2 separate regions of the Homo sapiens genome follow, and region 1 is linked to region 2. Evidence: chromatin loops called from intact Hi-C (ENCODE). Cell type or tissue: mammary epithelial cell. All regions are shown on one strand. Each heading gives the region's core, and the rest is flanking DNA. Links, peaks and the distances in the headings are about the cores only.

What was found. Peaks named below come from ENCODE experiments on the same cell type or tissue, not always from the same donor. Only the 100,000 strongest peaks of a DNase experiment are listed, where the experiment ranks them.
Region 1: a loop joins it to region 2, with 2.9 times the contacts of the local background. A loop is called at or near these places in 27 of 110 quality-filtered maps.

What each region holds. Positions count from the first base shown.
Region 1 is chr11:111,940,349-111,948,681 of GRCh38, reverse strand. All of the region lies in intron 1 of DIXDC1 (DIX domain containing 1), which reads right to left. Among named protein-coding and RNA genes, the nearest start is that of DIXDC1, 7.2 kb to the right of the region's middle. In mammary epithelial cell, for the core only: no CTCF peak of the experiment used is centred there; DNase peaks (open chromatin) are centred at 3,801, 4,311, 5,661 and 6,431; H3K27ac peaks cover 3,815 bases.
Region 2 is chr11:112,069,562-112,077,894 of GRCh38, reverse strand. PIH1D2 (PIH1 domain containing 2) reads left to right here and starts at 3,878. Exons shown (of 6, transcript NM_138789.4): 1 at 3,878-3,915; 2 at 4,690-4,897; 3 at 6,137-6,260; 4 at 6,612-6,857; 5 at 7,194-7,459. The coding sequence starts at 4,721. NKAPD1 (NKAP domain containing 1) reads right to left here and starts at 3,596. Exons shown (of 6, transcript NM_018195.4): 1 at 2,979-3,596; 2 at 2,252-2,328. The coding sequence starts at 2,320. RefSeq lists enhancers at 3,104-3,153, 3,214-3,333, 3,744-3,793. In mammary epithelial cell, for the core only: a CTCF peak has its summit at 3,775; a DNase peak (open chromatin) is centred at 3,714; H3K4me3 peaks cover 1,912 bases; H3K27ac peaks cover 2,156 bases.

The DNA of each region.
Region 1 (8,333 bases), core at 121-8,120, 130 kb after region 2:
GAGACTTGCGGCAGACCCTGTGAGAAGATGGAAAGAACACTGACTGCTAAAGATTCCTGGCAGCACCAAGCACTCAGCTAGGACTGGAAATCATCATTTTGTAATTGAATCAATCAGCAAGGTTGTATGATTTGCTCTAGACCTGCTCAGCAGGACTGGGCCATGAGCAGGGGAAACCAAGGATGGGCTAATCTAGGACTGAAAATCATCAGAGGAGAGGCAGTGACCACCAGGGCAAAGGAAGTAAGCGTGGTGTTGAAAGTGCTTGAAGTGACTGACGGTAAAGTCTGGGCCAGGGAGAAGAAATTAAGAGACAGTGGATAAGCCTTAAGAAGGTAGAGGACAGGAAGGAAAGGAGAACTTGATGGAATGAAAAAAATAATTTTAATGGGAATGTAGGACCGTGAAAACTGGGGTTTTGAGCAGAGTAGAGTTTCAGAGTTCAAGATTTCAGGGATGGGAAAATTCTGTAGAGTAAGTTTCAAGTGTGGCCTCGGTATGTGGCCTTGTAGAAGTGGCATGGAGGGGGACAATCATTACAGTGGGGACAGTCCAGGAACTGGGAGGCTAGACTGTGGATCCTGAAGTCCTGTCTAGAGAGTGTTAGAGACTAAGGTGCTGAGGCTATTTGGCATTCTGTCCAGATCCAAGTTACTTCATTCTTTTCTCTTTTTTTAAATTTTTGATTTTTGTAGAGATGGAGTCCTTGCTATGTTGCCCAGGCTAGTCTCGAACTCCTGGCCTCAAGCCATCCTCCTGCCTTGGCCTCCCAAAATACTGAAATTATAGGTGTGAGCCACCATACCTGGCCTTCATGTAACTTTAAAAACTAGTTTGTCTTCAATTAAATCATTGATGAAAAAAATTTAGTTGAAGATAAGCCTTTGGCATGTCATCACTATGTTTGCATGCTGACGTGAATCTGTTCAATGGCATCTAACAGCGATCAGAGCTTCACAAGTGAATAGGGCTAGTCTTATCCACAGGTGAAGGGTTATACTATCCTTCTTTAGGCTGCTGCCTCTCCCTTTATGTCTAATTTAGGGAGACAAGCACTAAACTGTCTGTCTCTCTTTGACCTGAAGATATCTGTACTTCTCATCCAAGGGGCAGGCAAGACCCTGTTCTTCCTATAAATGCCCACTGCCAGCTCTGAAGAAACTGACTTAAGGACAAAGTAGACACTTGTGAAGGCCAGCCATGCCATCCACTTCTCCCACAAAGCAGTTTTGTCTTCAAAGAGGCCTGTGGGGCAAGCCTGGGCCCTGAGTGGCTCTGCTGCTTGATTTGAACAATATATTAGGGCTTCTCTTTCTGTAGCAGATGAAATACCATATGCCTTTTACAGGAGGCTGTTACTCTCTGAAAGGTGGACTAGTAGTTTCATTTCTTCATTTTTTTTGGCCTCATTATTTTTTAAAATTATAACTTGTGTAAGAAGCAGATATGTAAAATAGGGAAAAGCAGTGCTTCTCTGATTAGGCCAGGGTCAGGAGTCCAAAACCCAGCTCACTCTTCCTGTGTTTCTCCACCCTCAAGCCCCCACCCCTACTCTCCAGCCATCTAAAGTAATTTAAGGGCTTCACACAGCAGCTGAAAACAAGAACCAAAACAAATATAAACACCAAAAGAAAAAAAAAACTGCATTTTGTTTCCTTCTAACACTATCATTTTACAAGTCTATTATTCAGTGACAAAAAGATACAACAGGCTCAGCAAAATGGAAATATCTGGAATATTGAGAAATAGATCTTGCTTATTCTGGGGACAGTGTCCATAGGCACTCAGAATGGTCCAGCATTTGGCATACCATTGTAGGCTTTTCTGCAATACAGCCTCTAACAAAATTAGGCTGTCCCAAATCCCTGTTCACAGAACTGTTTACCTTCATACCAAGAAGGTTGGGAAAACACCAAAATCTGCATGTGGCGTGTGCCCAGGCCGACTTCAATGAGTTCCTGCTGTGACACCTAAAGTTCTTAAGAGGTTCTCCAAAATAAACAAAGGAAAAAAAACATGTTGGCTGGGTGCAGTGGCTCATGCCTGTAATTCTAGCACTTTGGGAGGCTGAGGTAGGCAGATCACTTGAGGCCAGCAATTACAGACTAGCTTGGCCAGCATGGCAAAACTCCGTCTCTACTAAAAATACAAAAAAACTGACCAGGTGCAGTGGCTCACACCTGTAATCCCAGCACTTTGGGAGGCCAAGGTGGGCAGATAGCTTGAGGTCAGGAGTTCGAGACCAGCCTGGCCAACATGGCAAAGCCCCATTTCTAATAAAAATACAAAAATTAGCCTGTAATCCCAGCACTTTGGGAGGCCAAGGCGGGCGGATCATGAGGTCAGGAGATCGAGACCATCCTGGCTAACACGGTGAAACCCCGTCTCTACTAAAAATACAAAAAATTAGCCGGGCACAGTGGTAGGCGCCTGTGGTCCCAGCTACTAGGGAGGCTGAGGCAGGAGAATGGCGGGAACCCAGGAGGCGGAGCTTGCAGTGAGCCGAGATCGCACCACTGCAGTCCGGCCTAGGCGAAAGAGCAAGACTCCATCTCAAAAAAAAAAAAAAATACAAAAATTAGCCGGGCGTGGTGGCAGGCGCCTATAATCCCAGCTACTTGGGAGGCTAAGGCAGGAGAATCACTTGAACCCAGGAGGCGGAGTTTGCAGTGACCCAAGATCGTGCCACTGCACTTCAGCCTGAGCGACAGAACGAGACTCCATCTCAAAAAAAAAAAAAAAAAAAATTAACCGGGCTGGTGGTGTATGCCTGTAATTCCAGCTACTTGGGAGGCTGAGGCACAAGAATCCTTTGACCCCAGGATGCAGAGGTTGCAGGGAGCTGAGATCGTGCCACTGCACTCCAGCCTGGGCAACAGAGCAAGACTCTGTCTCAAAAAAAAATCCATGTCAGCAAGGCCTGTGGTTGTTCTATGTGTACTAAATGTGTCTGTGACAGAACCAAGCGTGCCTTCCTTATTCAGGAAAAGAAAAAGTATTGAACACACCAGCACAAAGTCAGAAAACTAAACAAATAAATGAAGCTCTTTCGCATAACAATTAAAAAAAAAAAGAATTATATTTTGATTATGACCCTGGATCTTGGTCAAGAGAGGCAAAGTAGGAATGATCAGATTCCAGCTAGGCTTACAGTGATAGTGTAGCTAACAGCTCCTGGGGTAGCTGCCCAGCCCACAATGATTCCCTCTTCTTTAAGAACCCTCCTCTGTGCACACAGTGGTGGGTCCTATGACCAGGTTGGTATTGTATCACCCCCTCCACTGGTCACACTTGATTGGTCTGCCAAAGTTGATTGGTGAAAGCCAGCCAATCCCTGGAACTTTCTGAACTGGCATTTAGGAATAGAATCAGTCTTCCTCCTCCTCCCTCATCTCTCTCAAAGTTGTAAGATATAAAACTTAGACGTTGCCATAGGCCATGCTGCCCACCTGAGAAGGAAAAACCAGCTCTAGTAAATGGGAATAAAGCCAGCATAGAAAGAAGCAGACAAGAGGCAGAGAACAGAGGAAGAGATCCTGCCAGTGTCAGAGTTCTTGATTTCATTGTTTCTGCTGCATCCCTGCCCTTTCCATGGTTTAGTTTTTCTGCCTTTCCTTGGATTCCATGAGTCAATAACGTCCACTTCCTATCCCTGCTAGTTCAAGTTGGGTTTTTGGCACTTGTAACCGAACTAATTTTTTAAAAAAGACCAAGACAGTTGGTACATACTACGTGTGTAACAGTGTTGAACTAATCTCAGTCTGGAGTTTCATGACTAATTTGTTCTAAGGAAGCTAAAAGGATGCCAGTGTAATAAATGTCTAGAACAACTGAAGGTTTTCATGGTAACCACCCTCTGAGTCAGGCCTCAGAAGAAGTCAGTCAGTAGACATAACAAGAGTTAAAACTGTCTGAGAAGGATTTTGGCTTGATGAGACTGGACCCCTCTAAAGTTGTGAGAGCAGTGATAGTACCACGAGGTGGCCGGTGGAAGGAGGCTTTAGCAATCCCATAATCTCCATCAGCTTCCTCCAAGACACTCCAAATAACCCTATGATTTTAGGTAAAAGTCTTCTAGTATACACAATTCCATCCAAAATCTTCATTTGTGCAGGAAATCTTGACCTTGAAAGCTTTCTTGCCACCAAATGTAACCTTCTTCCTGTTTTTCTTTGGGACCTGCCCTTCCTTCCAAACAGGTTTGTAAGCCGAGCCTCAGTTCTCTATCTCCTCCAAGACTCAAGCTCACAGAATTCCTGCAGGGGACTTATTTGCTAGAGTTGCGAAAGCACCAATGGGGCTTCACCAGGGAAGTATGTGGTATCTACTGTTCTTAGAGCAGAAACAGCCAAGGAGGCGACTCTATGTTTTCCTGCTGGCAACAAGAAAAGCAAACAAGAAAAGCAGAGAGCTTTTGTGGTATGCTAGAGAGACAGTTCAGGAGGAGACATGAATGGCTCAGGAAGGAAATTAGTTTTACAGTGAAACCAGATACCTGTTTAGAACTCTGAGACCCTCCAGCAGCAGAAGATGAGGAGATGAGGGTGGGGAAGTTGCTGAGAAACTAAGAGCAAGGCTAGAGATTTAAAAACCTTATGTTATTATTGGCCTAAATTCTGCCAGTAAACACCCTATTGTATTTCTTTTCTATTAACTCTTTCAGCCCTTTACTGAACCTGCAAAAGCTATTTGTTCATTGAATTTGATGGCTAATTGGGTACAAATAAAGTTCACAAGTAAAAATATCCTTGAATTTCTTCTTCCTTTCATGGACAGGTTCTTTGTACAGAAGTCTCCCTTACCCATAGTTTTTCTTTCCACAGTTTCAACCACCCATGGTCAACCACCGTCTGAATATATTAAATAGAAAATTCCAGAAATGGGCCAGGCGCAGTGGCTCATGCCTGTAATCCCAGCACTTTGGGAGGCTGAGGTGGGCGGATCACGAAGTCAGGAGATCGAGACCATCCTGGATAACACGGTGAAATCCCATCTCTACTGAAAATACAAAAAATTTAGCCAGGCGTGGTGGCACGCATCTATAGTCCCAGCTACTCGGGAGGCTGAGGCAGGAGAATTGCTTGAACCCGGGAGGCGGAGGTTGCAGTGAGCCAAGATTGCGCCACTGCACTCCAGCCTAGGGGACAGAGCAAGCCTCCGTCTCAAAAAACAAAAAAAAAAAAAAAAAAAAAAAGAGAGAAAGAAAATTCCAAAAATAATTCCTAAGCTTTAAATCGTAGCCGGGCGCGGTGGTTCATGCCTGTAATCCCAGCATTTTGGGAGGCTGAGGCAGGTGGATCACCTGAGGTCAGGAGCTCGAGACCAGCCTGGCCAACATGGTGAAACCCTGTCTCTACTAAAACTACAAAAATTAGCCGGGTGTGGTAGCACATGCCTATAGTCCCAGCTACTGGGGAGACTGAGGCAGGAGAATCGCTTGAGCCCAAGAGGTGCGAGGTGGAGGTTGCAGTGAGCTGAGATCACATCACTGCACTCCAGCCTGGGTGACAGAGTGAGACACTGTCTCAAAAAATAAATAAATTGAAATCAAAATTTAAAAAATAAATAAATTGTCCAACACTCTGAGTAGTGTGATGAAATCTTGTGCCATCCCACTCTGTTTCACCCAAGACGTGACTCATCCCTTTGTCCAGCATATTCAAGCTGTCTGTGCTACCCGTCATCTTCTTATTGGAACGACTGCCAAGGTATCGCAGTGCTTGTGTTCAAGTTGCCCTTGTTTTACTCTATAATGGCCTCAAAGTAAATTAAATTTGTGGGTAGAAAACATGAAGAGAAACAGGCTCCGACTGATGGCAGTCAGGTTCAGTACCATCCACGGTTTCAGGCATCCACTGGGGGTCTTGAGATGGATGTCCCTTGGATAAGGGAAGATTAATATATTAGTATTCAGCCCAGTGGTCAAAAGATAATATATCAGAAAGTAAAGAGCTAAAGATTTTCTGAAAGATATCATCTCCTAAACTTATTTTTAAATTTCCATCAGTTATGAGTCCCCAAACACTCTCTGCTCCTTCACAAGTACATGTTACAAGGTAAGTGCTCAATAAATGCATGTGAATGAATGGATGAATGAAGTATCACTCTATGGTCTAGGGGTGTCCCTCATCCTAGAAACAGGAGATAAGAGCCCACCCTCAGGGCCTGTGGAATTGGTTCTCTATTGCCTTACCACATCTAGCTAATATCCATGACCACTTTAATGGAGCTTGGTTTGGGGGAATAACAAACAAGAAAATGCATTCAGGAAAGTGTCAGTTTTAGCCTTTGGTCCTTACAGCCTAGACAACAAGGCCAATCATGGCAGATGAAGCCTTTCTAGTGTTCCCTAGATCCTCTGAACCGCCTCGGGGAGTGGCACCTGGCTAACAGTGCCCTATCACTGCTCCACATGCCTGGCCAACTCATCACTCACCACGAGGAACATAAAGCTGCCTGATAGCCTGCTGCCAGGGTGCATCTGTTTAGCTGGCATTGCCTCCTGTGGGAATGAAGCCAATGAGCCTGGGTGGGGAGAGGAGAAATCAGGCAGGATAGAAAAAAGAAGGTTGGGGAATCTGGTGCTGAGTTGCTCTGTAGACTTAACAAGCCTTTAATTTCTACAGCAAAGCACAGAGGAGTTCATTGTGAAAATGTCTGGAAGCCTCTAATTGGCCCAGTGTTGACGCCACCGCTACTCTATGGAGGGCACAAGGCCTTTAGGAGCAATGTTTCACTTTCCAATCTTCTTCCTCACTCACTCTATGTCCCCCTTATGGAGATGAGACCAGACTAAAACTCTTCGTGGGTGTGTGTGTGTGTGTGTGTGTGTGTGTGTGTGTGTATTTTGTTTCGTTTTGTTTTGAGACAGAATCTCACCCTGTTGCCCAGGCTGGAGAACAGTAGCAGGAACATGGCTCATTGCAGCCTCAACCTCCTGGGCTCAAGTGATCTACCCACTTCAGCCTCCCAAGTAGCTGGGATCCCAGGTATGCATGCCACCATGCCCAGCTCATTTTTTTTTTAACTGTAGAGACAGGGTCTCACCACGTTGCCCAGGCTGGTCTTGAACTCCCGGGCTCAAGCCATCCTCCTGCCTCGGCCTCTCAAAGTGCTGGGATTATAGGTATGAGCCACTGTGCCTGGCCTATTCCTATATTTCTAAGGGACTGCCAAGCGGATGAATCTTAATGTGAAATTTCAATTTCTACTTTTCTACTTGGAGGAAAACTGGTAGGGAAAGTCTGCCAGAACTTATGTTCAAAAGCTTAAGGTTCGGACAAGTGATTTCCTGTCAACCATCATTTTCATAAACCATTCCCCCAACTTTCAGCCCCCAGGCCATGCACACCACAGCTGGGCCTACGTTCACTCTTCCCCACAAGTAAGATTTCTGTATCACCTCAATTTTCCCAAGTTTGACACTCTGAACATCTACTGTGGCACGATCTTAGCTCACTGCAATCTCAACCTCCCAGGTTCAAGCGATTCTCCTGCCTCAGCCTCCCGAGTAGCTGGGATTACAGGCGTGAACCACAGCACCCAGCCTGTCTCTTTTTTTAAGAGATGGGTCTCTGTCATCTAAGCCGGAGTGCGGTCACCAGTCACGTGCGGTCACAGCACACTGCAGCCTCTAACTCCTAGGCTCCAGTGGTCCTCTTGCCTCAGCTTCTCAGGGAGCTGAAACGACAGGCATGCACCACCGTGCCTGGCTACTTCCTCTTCACTGGTCTGTGAGCTCCAGTAGGGCACAGACTCTATGTTATTGGACTTCTATGTATTTCCAGAGCCTGGCACAGTGACTGGCAAACACAGTAATTCAGAGAATGTCCAGTGAATGACTGCTTGCATGCATGTACCAGACGAGCAGGGAAAAAATCTGGCCTCAATGAGCAGATGGATTGGTAAATGTTCAGTCCTTTTCATATCAGTACACCCTATCTCTCCCTATAAACTCCTTGGAAGCAGGAACTGAATGTTTTTCAATTCTTTTATCCATCCCCTTTCAATAAACTACTGATTTATGAATAACTAATGAATAACTGAATAAATGAATGCATATTACCCAAACCGTATTATAATCTCAAGTCGCTCAAAACCTCCCAACACAAGCACCAAAGTTGTTTTTAAAGAAAGTTCAGCCCCCCAAAAAACACTTGCAGAAATCCATATTGGCACATTTACAACATTCATAGGACAACACCAATATCAAGCAGCAGAGAAAACAAATAGCTTTGAGGCAGATGCAGATTGGGGAGATTGTGATCTATAGGAAGCCTGGCCAAGCCATAGGAAATGGGGGATGACAGCCAGGGTGGCAGTAGCCAAAACCT
Region 2 (8,333 bases), core at 46-8,045:
CAGCCTGGGCGATGGAGTGAGACTCTGTATCAACAAAAAAAGAAAAAAAAAAAAAAGCAACTAACTGAAAATACAATCTGACTAATTATTGGGCTACAGACTGGGCTATGATCAGGAACCTGGAAAACAAATTGGTTTCTCTAGAAAGTGGCTGAACAGTCCAATCCAGTAAATCTCAAATATGTGGAAATCTTCCCCAATAGAATTTTTAAACCGCTGCACAGACAAACATCACCTTATCAATCTTGCAATTATGCTGCGATTAGCAAATGATAATGCCACATTTCCAAAATGCAATATGATTTTAATTATATCATCTCAATTGAACCTTAAGCAATCTCATGAGGAAAATATAGCAGCTACCATTATTACATTTTACTGTAAAGAAACAAAAGCTCAGAGATTTTAACAAAGTCAAAAAACTAGTAAGGACAGGTCTTTAAACTCCCTAAGCTAAATCTCTTCTGGTAATATTATAATTTTTGTCAAAAATAAAATAAAATAAAATAATCAGTATGGCTGCTAGGGAATTTCTTGAAAAGCAGAATGTGATTACCCAAAGAACACATTTTATTTCTAAGTCTTCCTGCATAATTTCATTAGATCTGTGCTAGATTTATCTTTTTCTAGCTACCATTTTAAATCTAAGCTTACTATATAACTAGGGGCAGGTTAACATAATTGCATAGGCAGCTCGGGTAACAGTTTTACCCTCGCCCATAATTTTAAAAATCAGGTGATATGATAATAATAATATGATCAAACCAAAAGTAGTACAGTTTACTGAAGAAAACTAAACCAGGGGCCTTGGCCCTCTTTTCATTATATGTGCTCTCCTAGGTGACCTCATCTACTCTCATGACCTCTTATCATCAACCTATACATCAATAATCCCGAAACCTTTATGTCCAGCCCCAACTTTTCTCCTCTACTCCAAGTCTGAATTTTCAACTGCTTGGACATCCTATAAGCACCTCACCATCAACATGTTGAAAACCAAACTAATTACCTTTCCTATCATAATTGTCCCATTTTTTGTTCTTTATCTCAATTAACAGAATTGTCATCATCTACCCAGTCACATAGGTGGTTACACAGTTGACCTTGAACAACAGGAATCTCAACTGTGCAGGTCCACTTATCCTCAGATTTTCTTCCACCTCTGCCACCTGTAAGATAGCAAAACAAGTCCCTCTTCTTCCTCCTCAGCCTACTCAATGTGATTTTCTTAATGAAATGTTGTTTTCTCTAGCTACTTTACTATAAGAATACAGTATATAATACATGTAACATAAAAAATATGTGTTAATCCACTGTTTATGGTATCGCTATGGCTTTCAGTCAGTAGTAGGCTATTGGCACTTACATTTTGAGGGAGTAAAAAGTTATACATGGATTTTCGACTATGCAGGGGGTTGATGCCCCTAGCCCCTGCATTGTTCAAGGGTCAACTGAATTAGATTCCATTCTTATCATTATAATCTAATTAGCCACCAACTTCTTTGGATTCTATCTCCTAAATTCCTCTTCTTCATCCCTGCTGTCACTAATTTCATGCGAACCCTCATCATCTCTCACCTGTAATACTGCAATTGCCTCCTAATTACTCTCCCTTCTGTATCTCCCCATCTGATTCATTCCCTACCCAGCTGACAAACCATCTTTCTAAAATATAACTATGATCATGCCACACCCTGTTTAAAAACATTTGATGGCTTCTTTATTGCCTAGAGGAAGAAGTCTCAGCTCCAAACATCACAATCCAACTCTAATTACCACTGAGGCCTTATCTTCTGCCACTATCCCCTACCTTCCCTGCTTTCTGGATAAATTTCTTGCCATGCCCCAAGTGATTAATGCTCTTTCTCGTTGCCATATTAATGCATGATGCTGTCTATCCAGAATGATATTTCATACCTGGTAAACGTATACCTATTCAAGAACCAGTTCAAAGATCAGCAGCTGAAATACCACTAATTCTGTAAAATCTTTTCTAATTCCCCAGTGTAGATTTTATTATTTCCTCCTTAGTGCTCCAAAGCACTTTGCAAATATCTCTGTTATACAGTACTTATCAAACTGTATTATAATTATCTATTTTATTCATCATTTTATTTCCTACTGTGTACGGAAGCTTCCAAAAACTAGATGACAAGAATATTCTTTGTATCTCCCAGTTGTTCCAAAATAATGCTTGGCACACTGCTTGCCTTCAGTAAGCGTTGAGGAGTAACTAGGTTGTACCTCCCACCTTATTGTGAGCATCTGTGTGCCGGATGACATTCCTCAGGAGGACCTTCCCCAGTGGAATCCGGGACATTCTTCAATCTGAAATGAATCAACAAATAACGTTTAGTAATAATTTCTGTTATTACTTTATCTTTTCTTGAAGTTTTATAAAGAAGCATATGAGGTACAGGAAAGATCACTGAACTAGAAGTCAGAGATTCTAAAGAATAGTTTTCCCTTTACCATTAAAAGAGGGAAATGCCTAAACACACTAATGTGAGATGAAAGGAGATAATGTACATTAAAGTTCTTTGAAAATGCACAAGACTACATAAAATTAAGTGCTTTCATGAGCACCATTTTATTTAATCCTCATAACTACTTTTTATATGAGGCAAGTATCTCCATCCCTATTTTGTAGATGAAGTTCCCTTAAAGCTGTAACGTCCCAAGCCACATAGTCCCAGGCAAATGATGTATGTCACTGTCTAAATTAAAAATCAAACCTCCAATCCCAATATAGTTTGCACTGAAGCAAATACGTAGATTTGAGAGTGTCAGGAACCACGGGTGTCAACAGTAACAGAAACTGATTACTCAAAACATCAAATGCAAAGATGTCCTAAATTTCTCCATTTGGGGGCATTTTATTTCCTACTTGCTACGGAAGCTTCCAAAAACTAGATGACAAGAATATTTTCGTGTGTAGCTAGCAGGAGCTTTGTGCAACCACCCCAACGCTCACTCACCCCTTGATCCTGAGGAAATCAGGCATCTTGCTAGTGAGACGAAGAACCACTCCATTACAAGATCTCCTCCGACCCAGGAAGCCAAGGAGTCAGGGCTCAAAGGCAGCTCTGCAGCTTCACCCGAGTCCTTCGTGAAAACGCAGCCTTCCCACTGGTTACTCTGCCCTCACCTGTGGCCCAGGCCACTGCCGCGTTTCCCCCAGCCCAGACCGACAGGCAGATCTCTCTCCCGGACTGAGGCCGGAGGCTGAGCCGGGGCGGAATTCGGACAGCCCGGTTGACCTGGGCATTCCCCGCTCACGCTCCTCTAGGACGAACCCCGGGGGTAAGTTTCACTCCCCAGAAAGGCTGGGAACGCTTTGGATGGCTACGGCCTTCGGTTGGGCCCCAGAAAGTATCTAGGGAGCCTGAAGCGGGGGTTGAGGTTTCCAAGTGGAAGACAGAGGAAATATCCCCATCTTTGTCACCGGGATCCCTGTTCCCCAGCGGCCTCGGAGCTCCCGGTAACCTTCCCTCCAAACGCCCTCCCCACACAAATACACACAAACACACCCATACCGTGCGCCGCAGCCTCGCGTGGCGGGGGGTAGGGGGGAAGAAGTGGTTTGGGAGAAAAAGGAGGAGACTTCCTTTTCAGGCCGGAAGTCGTGCTCCTGAGAAATCGTCCCACCAACAGGCAGCCCAGAGACTCCCACAAGGGAGGGTTTTCAGGACACTCCAGAGGTTGACGGGTGCAGAAGGAAGGCGGGCGCTTTCCTGGAAGAGAAGTGGGTCAGGCCCAACTGAAAAGCAAGCCTGGCACCAGAAGGGGGACATTCCGGAACTAGATATGAAGAGACTTTTCTCCCTGAAGTTCCCCGGACCCAATTAGATGTTGTACCCAGGCTGGTTACCCTGGTAACAGGCGTCGCGGTTTGTCAAGGAACTGAGAGAAGAGGTGGGTTTGCCAACCTATAGAATGATTACCCGTTAGAACTGAGAGAAGAGGTGGGTTTGCAGACCTATGGAATGATTATCCGTTAGTTAAGTTTCCCGTTTAGCATAACCCTTACACAGTAATTGAAGAATCTAAACCTCTTTTCCTCATTCTAAAGATGCTGTGGGACACCTCTCCAATGGGAGAAGAGGCTAAGGAGATTTATCTGAAGACGTAGAGAAGTGTCCCAGCCTCTCTATTAGCTTACTTAATCTCGCAATAATCCTATGGTAGAGGTATTATCGTCTTCATTTTGAACAGAACATTAATTGCTCAAGGTCACAGAGCTAGTGAGAGATAGAACTAAGACCGGAATCTAGGCATTCTGGCTCACAAGTCCATGCTTTGAAATACTAAACTATACTGAGGATTAAGGAAGTCTTATGTGGCCCTCACCCCACACCACACCTCTGGCAATTTCAGAACTGGGGAGCCACCAGTCAGGTGTTGGAACAAGAAGATCAGGAAACCCAGACTTAAAATGATTACTCTGACTTGTCAGGGTCCAAATAGAAGTAAGGCCTTATCTGAGAGGACAATGTGAGAATTTAGGAAGAGGTACTAGATAATTAAAGAATAAGGAAAACATAAAGTGGTGCTGATCCACAACCTTTTAGACACAAATGCTGTCCTAACTTCACCAAAACAATTCCTGACCCATTCCACCTCCCCAAAGCAGAAATGAATCAATAATTACACAGACAGTTTTCTTCCTGAAGTCGTGTTTTTCCACAGGCTTAAGAAAATTATTCACCACTCATAAGTCATGGAGACATCCTCAAAAGGTCTGCTTACCCAAGTTACTCAGTTTTGGAACCTCCTAGATGATCTAGCTCAGAGTGACCCTGAGGGCTATGAGAAGTTTATTCAGCAGCAGCTGAAAGAAGGGAAACAGCTCTGTGCTGCCCCAGAACCACAGCTTTGTCTACAGACCAGGATTCTGGTATGTCGAGTTGGTGCCAGGGATGGGGAGGTCTTGAATGAAATGATCCCAGAATAACCAGAGAATACTTTACACTTAGGTATTGCTAATTTTTTTTGTTTTTTTTTTGTTTTGTTTTGTTTTGTTTTGTTTTTTGAGACAGAGTCTTACTTTGTCACCAGGCTGGAGTGCAATGGTGTGGTCTTGGCTCGCTGCAACCTCTGCCTCCCGGGTTTAAGCGATTCTCCTGCCTCAGCCTCCCAAGTAGCTGGGATTACAGGTGTGTACTACCATGCCCGGCTAATTTTTGTATTATTAGTAGAGGCGGGGTTTCACCATGTTGGCCAGGCTGGTCTTGAACTCCTGACTTCAGGTGATCCACCTGACTCAGCCTCCCAAAGTGCTGGGATTACAGGCATGAGCCACTGCGCCTGGCAGACTTTTTTTTTTTTTTTTTTTTTTTTTTTTTGAGATAGGGTCTTGCTGGCTCTGTCGCTCAAGCTGGAGTGCAGTGGCACAATCACAGCTCACAATCACAGCTCATTGCAGCCCAAGCGATCCTCCCACCTCAGCCTCCCAAGTAGCTGGGATCACAGGTGGGCATCACCACACCCGGCTAATTTTTAAATGATTTTTGTAGAGACAGGGTCTCCCTATGTTTCACAGGCTAATCTCGAACTCCTAGGCCTCAAGCAACCCTCCTACCTCAGCCTCTCAAAGTACTAGGGTAACATACGTGAGCCACCACCCCAGTCTGGATTCCTAATTAAAAGCCAGCAGCCTTGGGGAAATCAAATAACAACAGTATAATCAAACGCAGTTTTAATACATGAAATGACTTACTTGGAGCCTAAAATTCTTTCATTCCTGTGGTGAGTGGCTTTTAGGATATTATTTTTTAAATGTTTTTGTTTTTGTTTTTTTTGAGATGGAGTTTCACTCTCGTCACCCGGGCAGGAGTGCAATGGCACAATCTTGGCTCACTGCAACCTCCGCCTCCTGGGTTCAAGCGATTCTCCTGCCTCAGCCTCCCGAGTAGCTGGGATTACAGGTATCCACCACCACACCTGGCTAATTTTTGTATTTTTAGTAGAAACGGAGTTTCACCATGTTGGCCAGGCTGGTCTCAAATTCCTGACCTCAGGTGATCCGGCCGCCTTGGACCCCCAAAGTGCTCGGATTACAGGCGGGAGCCACCATGCCTGGCCTTAAATGGTTTTAAACTAGGTTTTGAGATGTGCAAAATTATTTGCTTTCCAGAAACCAAAAGAAAAAATACTTTTTATCAACCTGTGTCAGTGGACAAGGATCCCAGCTCCCCAATCAACCACTCATCCAGTACCTCTAACTGTTGGCAAACCAGAAGATACAACTGAGATATCAGGTACAAATAATTGAGAGAAAGCACATTGTAAAAATTTTATTAGGAATGGACAAGATCTTACTTGGTTGAGAGCATTTCAAGTAAAACTCTTTATTTGTTGATAATATAATTACAATTAGTGTATCTTTATGCAAATTTAATACTGTTTAACTTTTGTAATAAGGTGAGCTGTTTTAATCCATGCAAAAGTGCCAAGAAATGTCATAATTGCTGTAGCACTACTGTGATTACCTCTGAAAAATACAGGAATATTCTCTAGCTTTATCAGGAATATGGTTTAATATATTGCCTGACAGTATCATTAGTGCAACAATTTTTCTTCATTTCATACCCTTTCAATTACACACACAGATGCTTACACAGTCATTGATGTTGCCTACAATCCTGATGTTCTTCATGCAGCAGAAAAGGACCAAGTGAAAAAAAATCAGTTAATTCAGATGGCCATGAAATGCATTGAGGAGAAATTCCAGTTCACCCTCTCACACTCTTACCATATTACCAAATTTAGAATAAAAGGAAGCATTCAAAGAATGAAACAAAATCTGATGGGAATCCAAACTGATTCCATAGATTTAAGAGAAAAAATGAGAAGGGGTAAGTTGATGATTGTAAATGGAAAATTAAACTGCTTTAAGATGTTTTTGGATCCTGTATACATTTTGCAAACTAGAAATCTCTATTTTAAAAGGTGAAAAACTTAAGATAGAAAAATGCAAATATTAAATATTAGAAATATCATATCCTTGATTTTTAAATCCTGAAAAATTTTCAATCAAATTCTTTGGTTTAAGATTCTTTTGGCTTGATTCCCAAACTAATTTAACTGCAGCTTTATCTACCATCTCTACTAACACCACATATATTATAGCTCATAGTATTTTATGTTGTAGATTTATTTTTTATCTCCCCTCCACCCTTTTTTTCATAAAGAACTAACTCTTGGACAGATACGAAGCAGTACTATGAGCAATCCAGATCACTTTCCTCAACTGTTACTGCCAAAAGACCAAGTTTCAGGCAAAGCAGTGTGTCTGATAGAAGAGATTTCCAGTACTGAAATCCAGGTGGAGATGAAGATGCCAGCCTATGAACTAAAAATTGTGCATGATCACAGTGAGAAACCTCTGAAAATTGAGTTGAAAGTTGAATTACCTGGTATTAATTCTGTCTCTCTCTGTGACCTTAGTGTTTCTGAGGTAAGTTGAATAGATAACACTGTAAATTTGTATTGGCCAGCATTCACTAACATATATTATGCCACAGTAACAAACTACATAATTTCAGGGGCTTACAATGATTTGCTCAGGTTACCCGGTGAAGGAGCAATTCCCTTCTGAGATGTGCCATTCACATCTCAGCAAAGGGAAAATAGAATGATCAAACCATGCAGTGGATCGTAATACTTCTACTCAGACATGACACTTCATGATATCACTTCTACTCACGCTCCACTGGCCAAAGTAAGTCACAAGGCCAGTTCTACATCAGTAGGACTGAGAAGTGTATTCTCACAGTCACAGGAAGTCATATGGCAGGGTAAACGTACTATCCTCTTACAGAAGAGCAAATAGTTAGAGTCAGTCCTACAGTCTACCAGTCTACACTCTTGGTTGCAAATATTTGCTTCTTTCTGGAAGGAAAACACCTCCAATCCCAGTATCAGACTCCAAAGGACAGAATTTTGCTTTCTCTTCCTCTTGAACCATGGACTAAGACATGTAAAAAAAGTTATGTACTCCCTCAGTCCCATCTGTCATGCAATGTGGAATGGGGAGAAGATAACCGTAATTAACCATCTCAATTCAGAAATGGGAAAAATAAGAGGCACACTGCAGTTACTGGTGCACAGCAATTCTGAAATCCTAGTAGGCAGACATTGTGAGGGCTCCTTTTCTGGAGGTAGAGGATGTTCTTACTTAGGTTCCTTGAGAAAGTTCTGTAATTACCTAGCTCCCCAGTTCCATTTTTTTCCACGACCTTTAGCTTCAGTCTTCAGGAAGATGTTTTCTTTTTTTTTCCCTTTCCCACTATCCACCTTGGCCACATCTGAAGAGTATCGGAGAATGTGCC